Regions from separate parts of the Homo sapiens genome. Here region 1 is linked to region 2. A link is a loop called in an ENCODE intact Hi-C map of the cell type or tissue named here. Cell type or tissue: PC-3. All regions are shown on one strand. Links, peaks and the distances in the headings refer to the core of each region. The heading gives the core; the rest is flanking DNA.

Region 1 (8,342 bases), core at 238-8,237, 51 kb after region 2:
AATGTTTGTGAAGGAATGGATCATAAAATGTGGTATAGGCTGGGCGTGGTGGCTCATGCCTGTAATCCTAGTACTTTCGGAGGCCGAGGCAGGTGGAACACTTAAGGTCAGTAGTTTGAAACCAGCCTGGGCAACATGGTAAAACCCAGTCTCTACTAAAAACACACAAAAAAATTAGCTGGGCGTGATGGTGGGCACCTGGAATCCCAGCTACCCGGGAGGCTGAGGTAGGAGAAGTGCTTGAACCCAGGAGGTGGAGGTTGCAGTGAGCCGAGATTGCACCACTGCACTCCAGTCTGGGCGACAGAGTGAGACTCTGTCTCAAAAAATAAAAAATAAATAAAATAAAATAAAATAAAATAAACAAAAATGTGGTATAGAAACAACAGAGTATCAATCCGCTTTAAAAAGGAATAGCATTCTGATATACACAACACAGATGAACTTTGAGGACACCATGCTGAGTGAAGTCAGTCACAAAAGAACAATTATTTTTTTTTTTTTTTTGAGGTAGAGTCTCGCTCTGTCACCCAGGCTGGAGTGCCAGTGGTGCAATCTTGGCTCACTGCAACCTCCACCTCCCAGGTTCAAGCAATGCTCCTGCCTCAGTCTCCCAAGTAGCTGGGATTACAGGTACATGCCACCACGACCGGCTAATTTTCGTATTTTTATTTGTTTATTTATTTTTACTTTCATAATATTTTATTTTATTTTATTTTATTTTTTGAGATGGAGTTTTACTCTTGTTGCCCAGGCTAGAGTGCGACGGCGCCATCTCGGTTCACTGCAACCTCCACCTCCTGGGTTCAAGGGTTCAAGCGATGGTCCTGCCTCAGCCTACAGAGTAGCTGGGACTACAGGCACCCGCCACCACACCCAGCTTTTTTTTTTTTTTTTTTTTTTTTTTTTTTTGAGATAGAGCCTTGCTCTGTCACCCAGGCTGGAGTGTGGTGGCGCGATCTCAGCTCACTGCAACCTCCGCCTCCAGGGTTTAAGTGATTCTTCTGTCTCAGCCTCCCGAGTAGCTGGGACTGCAGGCACGCACCACCACGCATGGCTACTTTTTGTATTTTTAGTAGAGATGGGGTTTCACCATATTGGCCAGGCTGGTCTTGAACTCCTGACCTCGTGATCTGCCCGCCTCGGTCTCCCAAAGCACTGAGATTACAGGCGTGAGCCACCGTGCCTGGCCTAATTTTTTATATTTTTAGTAGAGATGGCATTTCACCATGTTGGCCAGGCTGGTTTTGAACTCCTGACCTCAGGTGATCCACCCGCCTTGGCCTCCCAAAGTGTTGAGATTACAGGCATAAGTCACCACACCTGGCCTACAAAAGAAAAAATATTTTATGATTCCCCTTAAACAAGGTACCTAGAGTAGTCAAACTCATAGGGCTAGAAAGTAGAATGGTAGTTGCAAGGGCTAAAGGGAGGGGAGAAAGGGAGTTATTGTTTAATGGATACAGAGTTTGGAAAGCTGAAAAAGTTCTGCATATTGATAATACTGATGGTTGCACAACACTGTGAATGTACTTAATGCCACTGAACTGTACCCTTAAAAATGGTTAAGATGGTACATTTTGTGTTATGTATATAAAAAAATATGTATTTTACAAAACCACTACTGTCAAAATCCTTAAAAAGACAGAGCAGGCTGGCCGTAGTGGCTCACACCTGTAATCCCAGCACTTTGGGAGGCCAAGACAGGAGGATTGCTTGAGCCCAGGAGTTTGAGATCAGCCTAAGCAACACAGCAAGACCCTGTCTCTAGAAAAAATAAAAATAAAAAAAAAAACCTGGTGTGGCAGTGCACACCTCTGGTACCAGCTACGTGACAGGCTGAGGCAGGAAGATCGCTTGAGCCTGGGAGGTCCAGGCTGCAGTGAGCTGTGTTCATACCAGTGCACTTCAGCTTGGGCAACAGAGCAAAACCTTGTGGAAAAAAAAAAAAAAAAAGAAATAGGAATCTTACATTCAAATTTTGTGTTGCTAAAAACATAAACAGAACATATAAAGACAGAAATATAATTATGCCCAAAGTAATATTTCATTACTTTTTTAAAGTCACTAATAATTTCTTATTTTTTTTAATAGAGATGGATCTTACAATGTTACCCAGGTTGGTCTCAAACTGCTGGCCTCAAGTGATCCTCCTGTCTTGGCCTCCCAAAGTGCCGGGATTACAGGCATGAGCCACTAGGCCTGGCTACTAATAATATTTTGCATGAAGCATCCAGTATGCATATATACCACGCTCCCAAATTTCAGAATTTTTTTCCCAAAAGCTGGGTTATTTTAGCACATGAAAAGGCTCTGATATGTTTCTGTATAGTTAATTATAGTAAACACTTTAATTTCAATTATTTATTTCTCCCAAAGGACACATTTTTATGAAGATATAAAATACTACATGTTGTTAATTCTTATAATTCATATTTTTATTCCAATAATTCATACTCATTTCTTAGAAATGCTAAGAAAATTTCTGAACAGTTCACTCTAAAACTGGTCCTAAATAACAGAGATTACCAAAAGGCTGACGACTAGAGAGTTAGCCTCTTGTTCTGAGAAAAATGCAGTAACTACTCAACTGCAAAAGCCTCTACAACGGTGGTTCTAACCAGAATTTTATTTGTTCTCGATACAAGTTTGCTGTTTTTGCTGTTTTGTTGTTCATTTTATTTATTAGTTTTATTTAATAAACATTTATATAACACATTCTATGTGCTGTTCAGGCACTAGTCTAAGTGCTTTACAACAGTAATGGTATCTTTTCATAAAAAGAAGTGCTAACTATGGTCCAGCGTACCATTTTTTGTTTTGTTAGCGCTTTACTGTCCTGTGTGACTGTCCTAAGGTCTCAAAGATGTTCTCCTACATTCATCCTCTAAGAGCTTTATAGTTTTGCTTTTCACTTTTATATATTTGATCTATCTGGAATTATGTTTTATATACAGTATGATGTAGGGGTAAGATGCCCATTTTTCCTAGAGGTATATAAATTACCTAGTAATATTTATTGAAAAGTCTATCCTTTCTCACTGTTTTACAACTCCACCTTTGCCATAAATCACATGAACTGTATATGTATGGATCTGTTTCTAGACTACTGGTTGATTTATATTTCCTTGTGTCAAAATGTCTTAATTCTGTGTTTTTAAAGAGCATAAAAATAACTTCAAGAGCTTGTTAAAACACAGAGTTCTTGGCTCCAACCTCAAAGGTTCTGACTGAACAGGGTTTAGGGTGGAGCCGGAGAAATTCCATTTCTAACAAGCTCCCAGGTGACGCTGATGCTGCTGGTCCAGGGACCCCAATTTGATGAGCACTGTCTTAAAATAGGTCTTGCTATCTGACAACAGAAGTCCTCCCCTCCAGCTCTGTTCTTCAAGACTGCCTGAGCTATATCCTTAGTCCTCTGCATTTCCATATGAATTTCAAAGTCAGTTTTAGCTTCACGAAAAAACAACAGAAACAATAAAAACAACAAATTTAAAGTTCTGGGACTTTCTTAAGGATTGTATTAATTATGTAGGTTAATTTGGAAAGACTTGAAATTTTAAAACATGAAGTCACGAACAAGACGTATCACTCCGTTTATTTACATCTTCATTAATTTATCTTAATTATGTTTTATAGATTTTTTTTTTTTTTTGAGACAGAGTCTCACTCTGTTACCCAGGCTGGAGTACAGTAGTGCGATCTCAGCCCATTGCAACCTCCGCTTCCTGGGTTCACACGATTCTCCTGCCTCAGCCTCCCAAGTAGCTGGGATTACAGGCGTTCACCACGACGCCTGGCTAACTTTTTTTTGTATTTTTTGCAGAGACAAGATTTTACCATGTTGGCCAGGCTGGTCTTGAATTCCTGACCTCAAGTGATCTGCTCACCTTGGCCTCCCAAAGTGCTGGGATTACAGGTGTAAACCACCGTGCCCCACCAGATTTTTAGTATAGAGATCTCATAAATCTTTTGATAGGTTTATTCCTAGGAATTTGATGTTTCTTGACACTATTACAAATGCTTTTCTCTTTTTAATTTTTAAAAACTATGGTAAAATACATATAACATAAAATATACCATTTTAACAATTTTTAAACACACAGTTCAGTAATGTTAAGTACATTCACATTGTTGTACAACCAGTCTCCAGAACTACTTTCATCTTGCAGCTGAAACTCTATACCCATTAAACAACTCCCAATCCCCCTTCCCCCAGCCCCCGGCAACCCGTTCTGCTTTTTGGTTCTATGAATTTTGGCTACTCCAGGTACTTCATGTGGAATTACATAGTTGTAAATGCTGTCTTATTTTTAACCATGGATTCTATTAACTGTGGTAATTTGATGAAATATCAGCTCACTAAGTTATAAGTATTTGGTTAAAAATCAAAATGGGTTTGAAAAAGAGCCCTCAGAAAGTTGGTGGATTCAAAAATCCCCGCTTTCATGGCTGGGTGTGGTGGCTCACGCCTATAATCCCAGCACTTTGGGAGGCCGAGATGGGCAGAACACTTGAGCCCAGGAGTTCAAGACCAGCCTGAGCAATATGGGGAGACCTGTCTCTACAAAAAAAAAAAAAAAAAAAAAAAAAACCTAAAAAATTAAAAAAGAATATCCCCACATTCAGAATTAGCACACTGCTGAAAAACCTCATGCCATTTGCAACCATGTACTTATCCATGAGATGGAATTTCCACTTTTACACATCAAAACAAAGGCCAGAAACCACTTACAAATAACATTTGTGTGCCTGTCTTAAGAAAAGTTCTCTCATTTCTTACCTCTCATTGACCAAAATCTATAAAAGGTGACTCATTGAGCCAGTAAACTTTTACAAGTATGTAATCTTTCATGTACTTTTAATATTTTTATGACTGTTGTGAATGTGAAATAAACTCTAGTAATATTTATTTATAGTTATAATATTTTATAAATTAAAGAATCAATTCTCTTCAGCAATTGTTGATAAGGTGTATAAGAGGATATTTTGAGAACAAAAGAGAAGTATTCATCAAAGATTAAGAGATGCAGGCCAGGCGCGGTGGCTCATGCCTGTAATCCCCCCACTTTGGGAGGCTGAGGTGGACTGATCACCTGAGGTCAGGAGTTCAAGACCAGCCTGGGCAACATGATGAAACCCCGTCTCTACTAAAAATACAAAAATTAGCTGGGTGCAGTGGCGTGTGCCTGTAATCCCAGCTACTTGGAAGACTGAGGCAGGAGAATCACTTGAACCTGGGAGGTGGAGGTTGCAGTGAGCCGAGATTGCGCCATTGCACTCCAGCCTGGGCAGAGAAAGACTGTCTCAAAAAAAAAAAAAAAAGTAAATATTCATATGATGACAAGCTATATATGTACCTAAGAAGGACTTACTATTTTATTCAGCTAGCAATTTCCCACTGTATGGGCATTTCCCTCATGCCCCAGAAAAGTAGCAAAGAAAATTCTGTACCATCATCAAAGAGGATCTAGAGTGTCATTTCTATTAAAAACAAATTTCCTTCTCATTCTTGTCACTGCACGTTTCAAATAATCTTCTTCCAAAGGTCACTAGGATCCCTTTAAATGACACACAACCAGGCTACTCCTTTAAACACTGAAGGCGCTTTCAGATAGCTGCTTTTTCCATACATAAATCAAAGCCAGCTCAGAGCTCTCCTGTGCGTGATTGTTTGGCTACACTAAAGCCAAATCGAACGATGCCCACCCAGGTCACACTGATCTTCCAAAGCAAGGAACAAAGAAATACTACAAAAAGCAGAACTATCCCCGCTTTTTAATTATCTACTTAAAAGAGCATTCATTTTTGAAATCAGTACCAAATGACAGTAAGTTTAAAATTCCAAGTTTAATCTATAAATAATTCCCAGTAGAAGTGGAAGAGCAGTCCAAATCCCCTATCCTTGCTAGGTAGGTCATTTAAAAACTTTTTCAAATCTACTTTTCCCTAAGTCTCACTATTACCCTCAACAAAAGGACCCAAATACAACTTACATTCTCCCGTCTCCTTGCCTTTGCTTATGCTATATCACTCCATCTAAACCCTATCTGTTGTTCAAGTTCCAACTCAAGTCCTCCCTTAGTGAACAAAGCCTTCTTTGACTGCTCAGTCCTAAATATTGTCTTCCTTTCTTAGCAACTAGAGGATATCTTTATCTGTGCTATCCATTTGTAGTTTAAAGGGCCTAGTATTGCTAAGTACAGTTTCATAAATTTCTCTGACCTGGGCTAAATTAAAAATTCCATGAAGGCAAGTCCCATGCTTTATGCCTTTATTTTTTCCACAACATCTAGTAGCATGCTTGGCAAATTTTGAGACTCTGGATCTTCTGCCATTAAGCTTTTAAAACTTTCTCTGCTATGCAAATTTTCATATAGGCAGCAAAGACACCAGTGATCAATCTGTTGGTCACTTGGCTTCTTCAAAAAAGAAAAACCTCTGCATTCAGGAGATTTTAAGCAAAATGTTCTATAACAAAACCATGTTTTTTTCTTCATCATTGTTAAAGCAAGCAATGTTACTTGAGGACCTGTTGTACACTGTCTTGATTCAAGTCAGTTTCCAAAAACCTACTCATGATGACCTTAAGCAAGGGCTTACTGTATATCCTTCACCCAGTTCCCCAAATGTTAATATTTTGCCACATGACCAATAGTTTACCTTCCATACCAGATATAGATTCTACTTAAAATAGTATTTACAGACTTAAAATAAATTCTACTAATTACCTATTTTTATATTGATTAACACAAGTTGCTAGAAATCATATATTAATACTTCACTTTATTTCAATTACCTATGCTATTCTATATACAAGTCTCATGTGCTAAGAAATGTTAAGATTTTACATTCATCCTAGCTATCTTTCTATTTGTTATTTCTGTTGACTCTCAATCACAAAAGGGGAAAAATTTCAATTCAACAAATATTTTTTCAATATCAATAATCTGTGTTAAATGCAAAGGGTCAAAAGTACCCCCAACTTGAGCTCTAAACAGTATATTCCCCCCATTAACTTTGGGATTTCTTTTACATGCAGGTTTCCAAAAATATATGGGGAAAACTAGCTTGATTTTGCTTCAGAAAAGCAGTAAACTTCATAACGAATGTGAACACTAAGCAATTTCCTATTGGGAATTTGTTCTACATTTTTTCCACTTAATAATTAGGTAAATTGAATAGTTTGTGTTGTACTTCTGAAACTGGTGGCATAGAATAATCAATATTGAAACCCAAGTCTATATTGATAATCTTAAAATAGTATAGCTCTAAATAAATCTGGTCATGTGAATTCTTCCCTTTAGTGAAGTATATGACAGATGAATAAAACCCATATTCAGTATTGTGACCTGTTTTGACAAATGCATACACCTATATAACCACTATTAAATCAAATTATAGAAATTGTTCATCATCCTAAAATATTCCCTTGCAACATTTTGTAATCAATCTGTGATCTACTTTCTGTCATTACAATGTAGTTTTGCTGTTCTAGAATTTCCATTAAATGGAATCATACAGCCTGGCTTCTTTAACTCACAATAATGTGTCTGAGATTCATCCATGCTGTTGCATTTATCAGTGTTTCATAACTTTTTATTGTTGAGTATTATTTCATGAGAGGGATACATGGCAGTTTATCACTCATTTGTTTTGATGGACATTTGGGTTGTTTCCAGTTTTAAGCTATTATGCATAAAACAGCCACAAGTATTTGTGTACAACTCTTTGTGAGGACATATACTTTCATTTCTCATGGCTAAATACCTGGAGAAGCAATTGATGATTAATTTTATAAGAAAATGCCAACCTGTGTTCCAAAGCAGTTGTGACATTTTGCATTACCACCAGCATTGTATGAGAGTTCTAACTACCCCACAAAGTGTTATGTAAGTCTTTTCAGTAATGTACAGTGGTATCTTGTTGTGGTTTTAATTTGCATTTCTCTGATGACTAATGTTATTACACATCTTTCAAGCTCCTTTTGGCCATGCATATATCTTTGTTCAAGTGTCTGTTCAAATATTTTATCCATATTTAATTGGTTGGTTTCTACTATTGAGTTGAAAGGGGTCTTTATGCTAAGTAAAAGTCTTTTGTGAGATACATGCCGTGTAAATATTTTCTCCTAGTCTATGGCTGGTGTTTTCATTTTCTTAATGTTGTCTTCAAAAAGCAGAAGGTTTTAATGTTAATAAAGTCCAATTTATCACTCTTTTTCTTTTATGGTTCATGCGCTTAGTGTCCTAGCTAAAATTTCTTCACTACCCAATGTTATAACAATTTTACTTGAAGAAAACATAGGAGGAAAATTTTGTAACATTGAGATCAATGATTTA
Region 2 (8,342 bases), core at 29-8,028:
TGTATAAGATACAGAACACTTTATTACAAAATAGGTTTTGTGTTACATTATTTTGCTCAACTTTAAGCTAATGTATTTTGAGCACATTTAAGGTAGAATAGGCTAAACTATGATGTTCAGTAAGTTAGGGGTATTAAATGCATTTTAGATTTACAATTATTTTCAACTTACGATGGGTTTGTTGGGAGGTAACCCCATTGTAAGTCAAGAAGCATCTGTATACAAATGAAAAATGAAATCATAATCAGGAAAATCTTCACATTTGGAAATGCTAGGGTACTCAGGATTTCATATATTTCCTCCACCAACTCCCACCCACCGCAACTCTTTTAAGAATGAGGAACATAATAGATGGTGTGTAACTTGTTGCTACCCAACATCAGTTCTGGATATTCTATTAACTGCAAGATGGGTCTGAAGGGCCAGAGTGTGTAACTTTCCAGAGAAGGTGAGAAACACTAGAGCAGTCACCCTGCTTGGTCTGAACTGACCTCTTCTTTCCTCAAATTCTATCCCACATTTTTGTGTTAGATAAGTTAATTCTTTCTCCCTGAGATCTTATACCTCTTCTTTCTGCCAACAAAATTATCTTTCCCAAGGGCAATGCTGGCAGTATTTCCTTTCTTCAGCTAGTCATATTGCATTCCTCAGTCTTCTTCACTCTTTCCAAAATGTTCTGTTTTCTCTGTCTTCCTCCACTTATCCACTCAATTTACATAATTTATTACCAAATAATGAGCTACAAAAGATGTGCCCAGTGAACATAAATAAAGTACCAGGGCCTACATAACATCACTTCTGCAATATCAAAATGTGAATGGCCATAAATCTTCACAGAATGCAAAAGCTTTAGAATTTCTGGCTATTGGTTACTATTTCCCCATGGGAATATACAGATGTGCATTCTTTTTTTTTTTTTTTTTTTGAGATGGAGTTTCACTCTTATTGCCAAGGCTGGAGTGCAATGGTACAATCTCAGCTCACTGCAACCTCTGCCTCCCAGGTTCAAGCAATTCTCCTGCCTCAGCCTCACAGGTAGCTGGGATTACAGGCATGTGCTGCCACGCCCGGCTAATTTTTTGTATTTTTAGTAGAGTTGGGGTTTCACCATGTTGGCCAGGCTGGTTTCAAACTCCTGACCTCAGGTAATCCACCCGTCTCGGCCTCTCAAAGTGTTGGGATTACCGGCGTGAGCCACTGTGCCTGGCCAGATGTGCATTCTTATAGGATGCAAGAAACTTTATATCTAAATGTCTATTAAAAATAATAAAAATACATTCCCCAAACAAAAAAAACATATTTAAATGGGCAACTGGTTGCAATGAACCTGCAGCGCTTGCAAGAATCTTTTCAGATGCAAACCCCAAAGATCATTACCCCCGCTCCACATACATACAAATCTAAGCTGTTTCAACAATCTATAGTAATTCCACACAACTAATTATTAATTTTAATACTTTTTTTTGGCAATGACTATCTCAGCACAAAACTAAGTTGGCCAAGACTCAAGCAGAACTTGTAATTATAACCGGAGTAACATGCTGTTTACTTGACCAGGGAAACCTGCACTATTTAGAGCAAAGGTCATACCCTAAATTGCCCAGAGATGCTTGCCAATTTTTGAGATGAATATAGTGGGCTGGTAGATGAGCATCCAAAGGAAAGAGCCACTGCTTAGCTCCAGCCAGTTAGGACACCAACATGAGACTCTGGCTGCTCAGTGTTTCCACATCTTTAAACTCTTTAAGAGAGGCCAAGAAGTCTAGATTTTTTAAGATGAAGTATCCTTAAAATATTTATTTATTATTATTTTTTTTTCAAAATACTGAGTTAGGCAAAAAAAAACTGTCTCTCTGGCCTATATTCACCCATAAGCTGCCAGTTTGCAACTTCAGATTTAGGTCATTAAACTCCCACCCCACAGTGGACATCACAGTTGCTTTTTTCCTGCTCAGCATCCCTTCCCTGATCTTCTGAAAATTAAACTCCTCTTCCCTGAGGAAAACCCACTTCATGTGTGGTCCAGGTAGTTCCTATCAGATGAGATGGCAGAAGGCACATGACTCAAGCCCTTCAGTCTTCCACTGAATCGTTCTTTAGAGATGTGGAATTGACTGTATTTTTCCACTGAGATTACTAAACTTGGGCTTCCTGTGGCCATCATGTCTGCCTCAGGGAGAGAGCTAAAAAGTCCTGATGATATCATCTGAGCCCCTGGAAGAGCTCTCATGCGAAGTCTACTAGAATTTTCAGTAGCAAGAACCAATAAAATATCCTTTTTTGCCTAAGCTAGTATGTGTTAATTATTTTACAACCAAAATAGTTTTAACATATTACTAAAAAATTGTGTTGCATAATCTAGTCTATAGACTTCCAACTACAAGAAGATCTGTGAGGATATATGTGCTTTTTTTTTTTTTTTTTTTTTTTTTTTGAGACAGAGTTCACTCTGTTGCCCAGGCTGGCAGGCTGGAGTGCAGTGGCGTGATCTTGGCCCACTGCAAACTCCACCTCCCGGGCTCAAAGGATTCTCCTGCCTCAGCCTCCTGAGTAGCTGGGATTACAGGTGCCCATCACCATGCCCAGCTAAGTTTTGTATTTTTAGTAGAGATGGGGTTTCACCAGGCTGGCGGGCTGGTCTCAAACTCCTGACGTTGTGATCCGCCTGTCTAGGTCTCCCAAAGTGCTGGGATTACAGGCGGGAGCCACCACGCCCGGCCATGGATGTATGTGCTTTTAATCAGATATTTCAAATGTCAAATCTACTTACTAAATGAATGACCATGAACAAGCTAAACTAACATTTTGAGAGTTTCTTCTTCATTTTTGGCTTACCTACCTCAGAGAGGTTGAAAGAAGCAGTAAGCCCTAAACTGTTTATCTTCTTCCTCAACTCCTTCCATTAGAAAACCAGACTGGAAAGCAAGACACTTGAGGTTGCCCTACCTCTAGGAAGAGGGGACTTGAAAGAGCTTCTAGGAACATTAATATTTTCCATAAATAATCACACTGGTCAACTGTGTAGTTTCTCCAAAAACAGAAAAATTGCTGTTGTCAACATTAAATAGATGATTACAGAACTTAGCCAAGAAGAATCAAGAAAGTGAGGTCAAAGAGAAAAAAATTACTAATAGTAGAAGATCAAAACTAAATTTTTCCACATAAGGCTAATTTCCACCAAACATTGGATTTTTTATTAAAAGTGTGGAAAATCACAGGAGTCCTAAAAATCTCAGAAAGGAATCTATGCAAGATACAAACCAAGGAGATCACTGCTTTAGAGCAGGACAGCAGAGAAAGAATTATGTAGCTGTAAATATGAGAGCCACATAGAATTTGGAATCTGTACATACTTTTATCTTAGCACTGTCATACTAAAATATTTGCTCATGTGTATCTATCATATCGGACTATAACTGTGTTTGTAGTAAGTTTGTCTATTAGTCATCTTTGGAATATTCTTACCCAGCAAACAGTAGGTAGTCTATAAACATTGGATGAACTCAACTGGAACTAATACTAAAGTCACAAAGGGCTAATGGTATTTTCTAAGGTCCTTCAGATACTAAACAGAAACATAAAAGATCCTTCACATTTGGGAACGACAGGAGAACTCCTTTAGGTGACACACTCTAGCTGAAATCAATACTGAGTATCACTACATGACTAAATTAGGAGAGATCTAACAAAAATTTACCCTAGTGAATAGAGAGGTCATATAGCAGAATCTGAATTTCACATGCCCTTCTAACCAAATGATGAGAACTAGGAAGCAACTCTTCTTAGGACTATAAACACAGAGAAGCAAAACTGATGGCCTGAAGGGGGATTTTGGGTATTTGAGGGGTTCCCCATCCTGATGGTGTATTTTGCGATAGAACAGTCCAGTGTTGAGAACTGAGAATTTCAGGTATGTGCAAGAAAAGGAACTAATATATTGAAAACCTGCTATATTGGGGCTCATTTATATTTATGATGATATGGTTTTTCTGCAAGTTGTTATATGGGAAATTTGAGATTTGTGGGAGAGAAGATCCTACCCTAAGCACCACTAGGATTCCAGGAAGCACTCTGTCAGGGATGAAGCCTTGGGTTTGGGGTAAAGAATATGGGTGAAAAATTAAGTTGAGCCTCCAGTGAAAAGGTAGACAAAATATTTCAGGAAAGTTATTCATACTTGAGTGAGAAGGAATGAAACTACCCTTTTTGGCTGTGATCTGTGCCTTAACTTTGTGAATTAGCGGAAATTTTGTGAATTAATGGAAAGAATTAAAATTCTAATGTGTGATAAGAGTGGTTCTTATCTGACCTTGCAACTGGTCAGTATATTAGGAAGGGAAATTGGCAGACCAACAACTATAGGAAGCCCTCCACGTAAAAAATGAAGGGGAAAAAAATAAGCTCTAGACCCAGAGATGGCACCAACTATGAAGAGTATCTTTGAGGACCACATGAAGAGCAAAATTAGACTTAATAAATACAGGTTTGCTCCAAGAGAATGGAGAAAAAGCAGGCTAAGAATTTAAGGTTCCCCAATTAGCCAGATTTGGCATCTTGACAATAGCTTTAGGATTAAAAAAAATTTTTAAAAAGTGTGTGCGCACACACACACAAGGGACTCACAAAACATTGGCCATAGTCTAATTCTAGCCTTCTACCTTGAAGCAGAGAGCAAAAAATGGATTCTGATTCTATTGTAGAGGCTGTTTCTCAATGACAGGGAGACTGACCACTGAAAGGTGCTCTACGTCCTCAATACAGTACATAAAGATGACAGGGGCACAGCTGACAGAACTCCAAAGCACGTTTCCCTCTCACCAAGAACAACCCTTTTAGCAGAATGGCAATTTACTCCTAGTCTAAATTCTTATTCTATGAGCAGCAGCTGAGAGGTGACAAGTGCAAAACACTTTGCCCCACCCATCAGACACTCCCAGCTACACTTCTGTGTAGTGGTGTCTACTCCTACTTACTCTCTCATGGAGCCAAATGTTCACTAATTGTTTTTCACAGTTATATGTGTGACAACACCATGCTCTGGCTTGATTTTTTTAAAGGTTACTTGCCAACATAAATACTCCAGGTCCAAGATGAAACAGAGTAATTAAAAACAGGCTTTATTATTCAATTAGTTGATCATCTCTTATTTGCATTACCAATTTATAGAGTATTTTCCATTATTTTGCCTATTTTTCTCAATCAAGTGAGCACAACAGGTTTTAACTTACAAAGCTAATATCCAATTTTTAAGGGATTAACAATAACCATGATGGGAGGCAGTTGTGGGGAAATGGGTGCTGGCTTTAAAGGAAATAAAGGTCTGAGCTCATATTCCAAAACTGCCACTTAGTAATGCTAATCAGTAAAGTGATGAAAACAATCCATATTTTGTGGGTTGTTATGAATAGCATATGACAATTATAAAATAATTATATAAAGAATGCAGTACATATAAGGCCCTCAAAAGATAGCATTACATAATAATATGCTCACAGTTTCCTTAGCATTTACTGAGCAAGAATCAAAATTCTTTAAGGTTTGTTCCTATTTCTACTCCTAAAGTTAGAAGGTTCAAATGGGAGTGGGGGAATCTCATAATTTGTTTTTGGAGAGAGAAGAGTAAGGCAGTGGTTGGAGGGGTATCTTCTGCCACATGCAGTCATCCATAAGGAGTGTCCTACATGGAGATTGCTTCAATGAGATAACTATTGAGTGATCACTTACTAGTTACTCATGCAGCAAATATGATTGACTTCTTGCTACATGCCAAAACTTTGCCAGGTTCTGGGGCAACAGCTGTTTTTTTGTTGTTGTTGTTGTTTTGTTTTTTGTTTTTTTTATTGGATTCTCGCTCTGTCACCCAGGCTGGAGGGCAGTGGTGTGATCTCAGCTCACTGCAACCACCACCTCCCAGGTTCAAGTGATTCTCCTGCCTCAGCCTCCCAAGTAGCTGGGACTACAGGCACATGCCACCACGTCCGGTTAATTTTTTTTTTTTTTTGTATTTTTAGTAGAGATGGGGTTTCACCATATTAGCCAGGATGGCCTCCATCTCTTGACCTCGTGATCTGCCCGCCTCAGCCTACCAATGTGCTGGGATTACAGGCGTGAGCCACCACACCTGGCCAACAGCTGTTGACACAGGTCTGGTTCTTAAGCAGCTTACATTTAGTAGATCAGATGAGCCAACAAATGGGGTACCAGAGTAGTTTGGGTGCCATAGGAGTACACAGGTGGATGGTACCACCAAATGTGGGAGGAAAGTATCTGGGAAGGCTCTCTGTAGAAAGCAATCTCCTAAAGAATAAGTAGCAGTTAGCTGAAAGAAGACAAACGTTCTAGACAGACAACAATTACAAAGGTCTGAAGTGAGACGGCGCTACAAAATCAAGAACTTACAAGTACTTTAATTCAAGCTATTAAAGTACTGCTGGAACTTCAGGTGCAACCTGGATGACAGAGTAGGTATGAAGGGGAGTAAAAGAAGGAGAAAATGCAGTTGGCAATGGAAACAGGAGACAGATCATAAAGTGAGGCTGGGTGCGGTGGCTCATGCCTGTAATCCCAGCACTTTGGGAGGCTGAGGCAGGCGGATCACCTGAGGTCAGGAATTCAAGACCAGCCTGGCCAATATGGTGAACCCTCATCTCTACTAAAAATACAAAAATCAGCCAGGCAAGGTGCTGCACGCCTGTAATCCCAGCTACTCGGGAGGCTGAGGCAAGAGAATCGCTTGAACCCAGGAGGTGGAGGTTGCAGTGAGCTAAGATCGTGCCACTGCACTCCAGCCTGGGCGACAAGAGCGAAACTCCATCTCTAAATAAGTAAGTAAGTAAATAAATAAATAAATAAAGTTGTCTGTAAGCCACTCATTCGAAACAGCTCAGACTTAACCCTGGAAACAGAGAGAAGTTACTTGGGGTGAGAATGGCAGATTTGTCTTTAGGAAGACTATTCTGGCTATAGTTTGAGGAAAGAACTTCTGGGAAAATCTTTTAAACTGTATAAAGAATCTCTATGATAGAAAAAAAAAAAGCCCCCAAAACAGGAAATCCAAACCAATTGCTAAAAAAGTCTTAGCTGTTTTAGAAATACAACATTAACTTACAATTTAAAGGAAAACTTTTTAAGAGTCCATGATTACAATGATCTGCAAATGTAGCATAATAAAAGATAGGACCATGTAATCTCAGGGAAGCCTTGCTTCCTTGAAACAAGAGAAAACAAGAGAGGTCCCAACCCTTATCTATCCCTAACCCCTCACCCTCAGTCTTTGTCTCTCATTTAGGAACCAAATTTGCTCAACAAAATAAGAATACATCTATCAGCTAGGGGAAATTGCTGTAAGTGGGTCGGATAACCTTTAAATACTAAATGCTAACAGATGAGAACCAGTTCTGATACCAAGGTCGAGCAAAATTAATCTTAGCTATTTTGCCTATGGTCATTAAATAACAAGAATGTATGCCGGTAGTTTCTAAGCTAGAATTTCTGAGACCCTACAACACCGGGATGTAAACATGAGCACCAGAACACAATAATTAGAATTAAACATTTCTCCAAATTTGCCTTTTAAAAATAAATTATGCCAATTAAGCATTAAATGCAAGGATTAAAATTTCACAGACTTCTAGTTAAATCAAAATGTGGTGACAGCTACTGGCACATGACCAAATACCAAAAGAGTATCAGCTGTTTTAGAAATAAAACATTTGCTTCTAAATTGCAGCAAAACTTTTTAGGGTCTATGGTTTAAAAAATCTGCAAATATAGCATAAGAAAAACAGGTAAAGGAGGTCTTTTATGGGTTAAATAAAATACTAAAATCAACTTTTAAGATCAAGATTTTGGGGGCTGTTTGGCTAAAACTCACAAAAAACTTAAGACAAAGTAAATGACTATACATTTCTAAAATTTTAAATATGCACATTTTCTAGAGGATTTAGAAACAGAAGCATTTGTCATTATTACACACAATTCTTACAAGGTCATGTGCACATTTAAAAAAATAATAATCATCACAACTACTTAGGGGGACAGTCAAATCCCTTCTCTGAAGGGGATGGATTCATTATGTTTTTTCTCCTGCAATTAAGGAAAGTCTCATCTTTCCATACTTTCTAAAAATAATTAAATTAATATTCTAAAATATGCTTTGAGCATTTGTGATTTACCAACTTGCTTATTTCAAATATTATTATTTCAAAAACTACCATATTTTTATATAAAGTTATTACTTATTTCTTGGCCAGTGTAAAAAGACTAGCACAGTAAAGAATGATGCAATGGGAACTACATCAGACTGGAAGTCAAGATATTCATTCATCCATTCATTCCTTTGT

The links. A loop is a pair of places that touch in the nucleus more often than their neighbours do. Peaks named below come from ENCODE experiments on the same cell type or tissue, not always from the same donor. Only the 100,000 strongest peaks of a DNase experiment are listed, where the experiment ranks them.
Region 1: it touches region 2 in a loop (2.5-fold over the local background); 2 of 110 quality-filtered maps call a loop at or near these places.

Annotation. Positions count from the first base shown.
Region 1 is chr2:32,688,289-32,696,630 of GRCh38, reverse strand. The region is part of intron 9 of TTC27 (tetratricopeptide repeat domain 27); the gene reads right to left. Among named protein-coding and RNA genes, the nearest start is that of MIR4765, 57 kb to the right of the region's middle. In PC-3, for the core only: no CTCF peak of the experiment used is centred there; no DNase peak of the experiment used is centred there.
Region 2 is chr2:32,739,147-32,747,488 of GRCh38, reverse strand. The region is part of intron 12 of TTC27 (tetratricopeptide repeat domain 27); the gene reads right to left. Among named protein-coding and RNA genes, the nearest start is that of LINC00486, 82 kb to the left of the region's middle. RefSeq lists an enhancer at 3,679-3,818. In PC-3, for the core only: no CTCF peak of the experiment used is centred there; a DNase peak (open chromatin) is centred at 3,458; H3K27ac peaks cover 490 bases.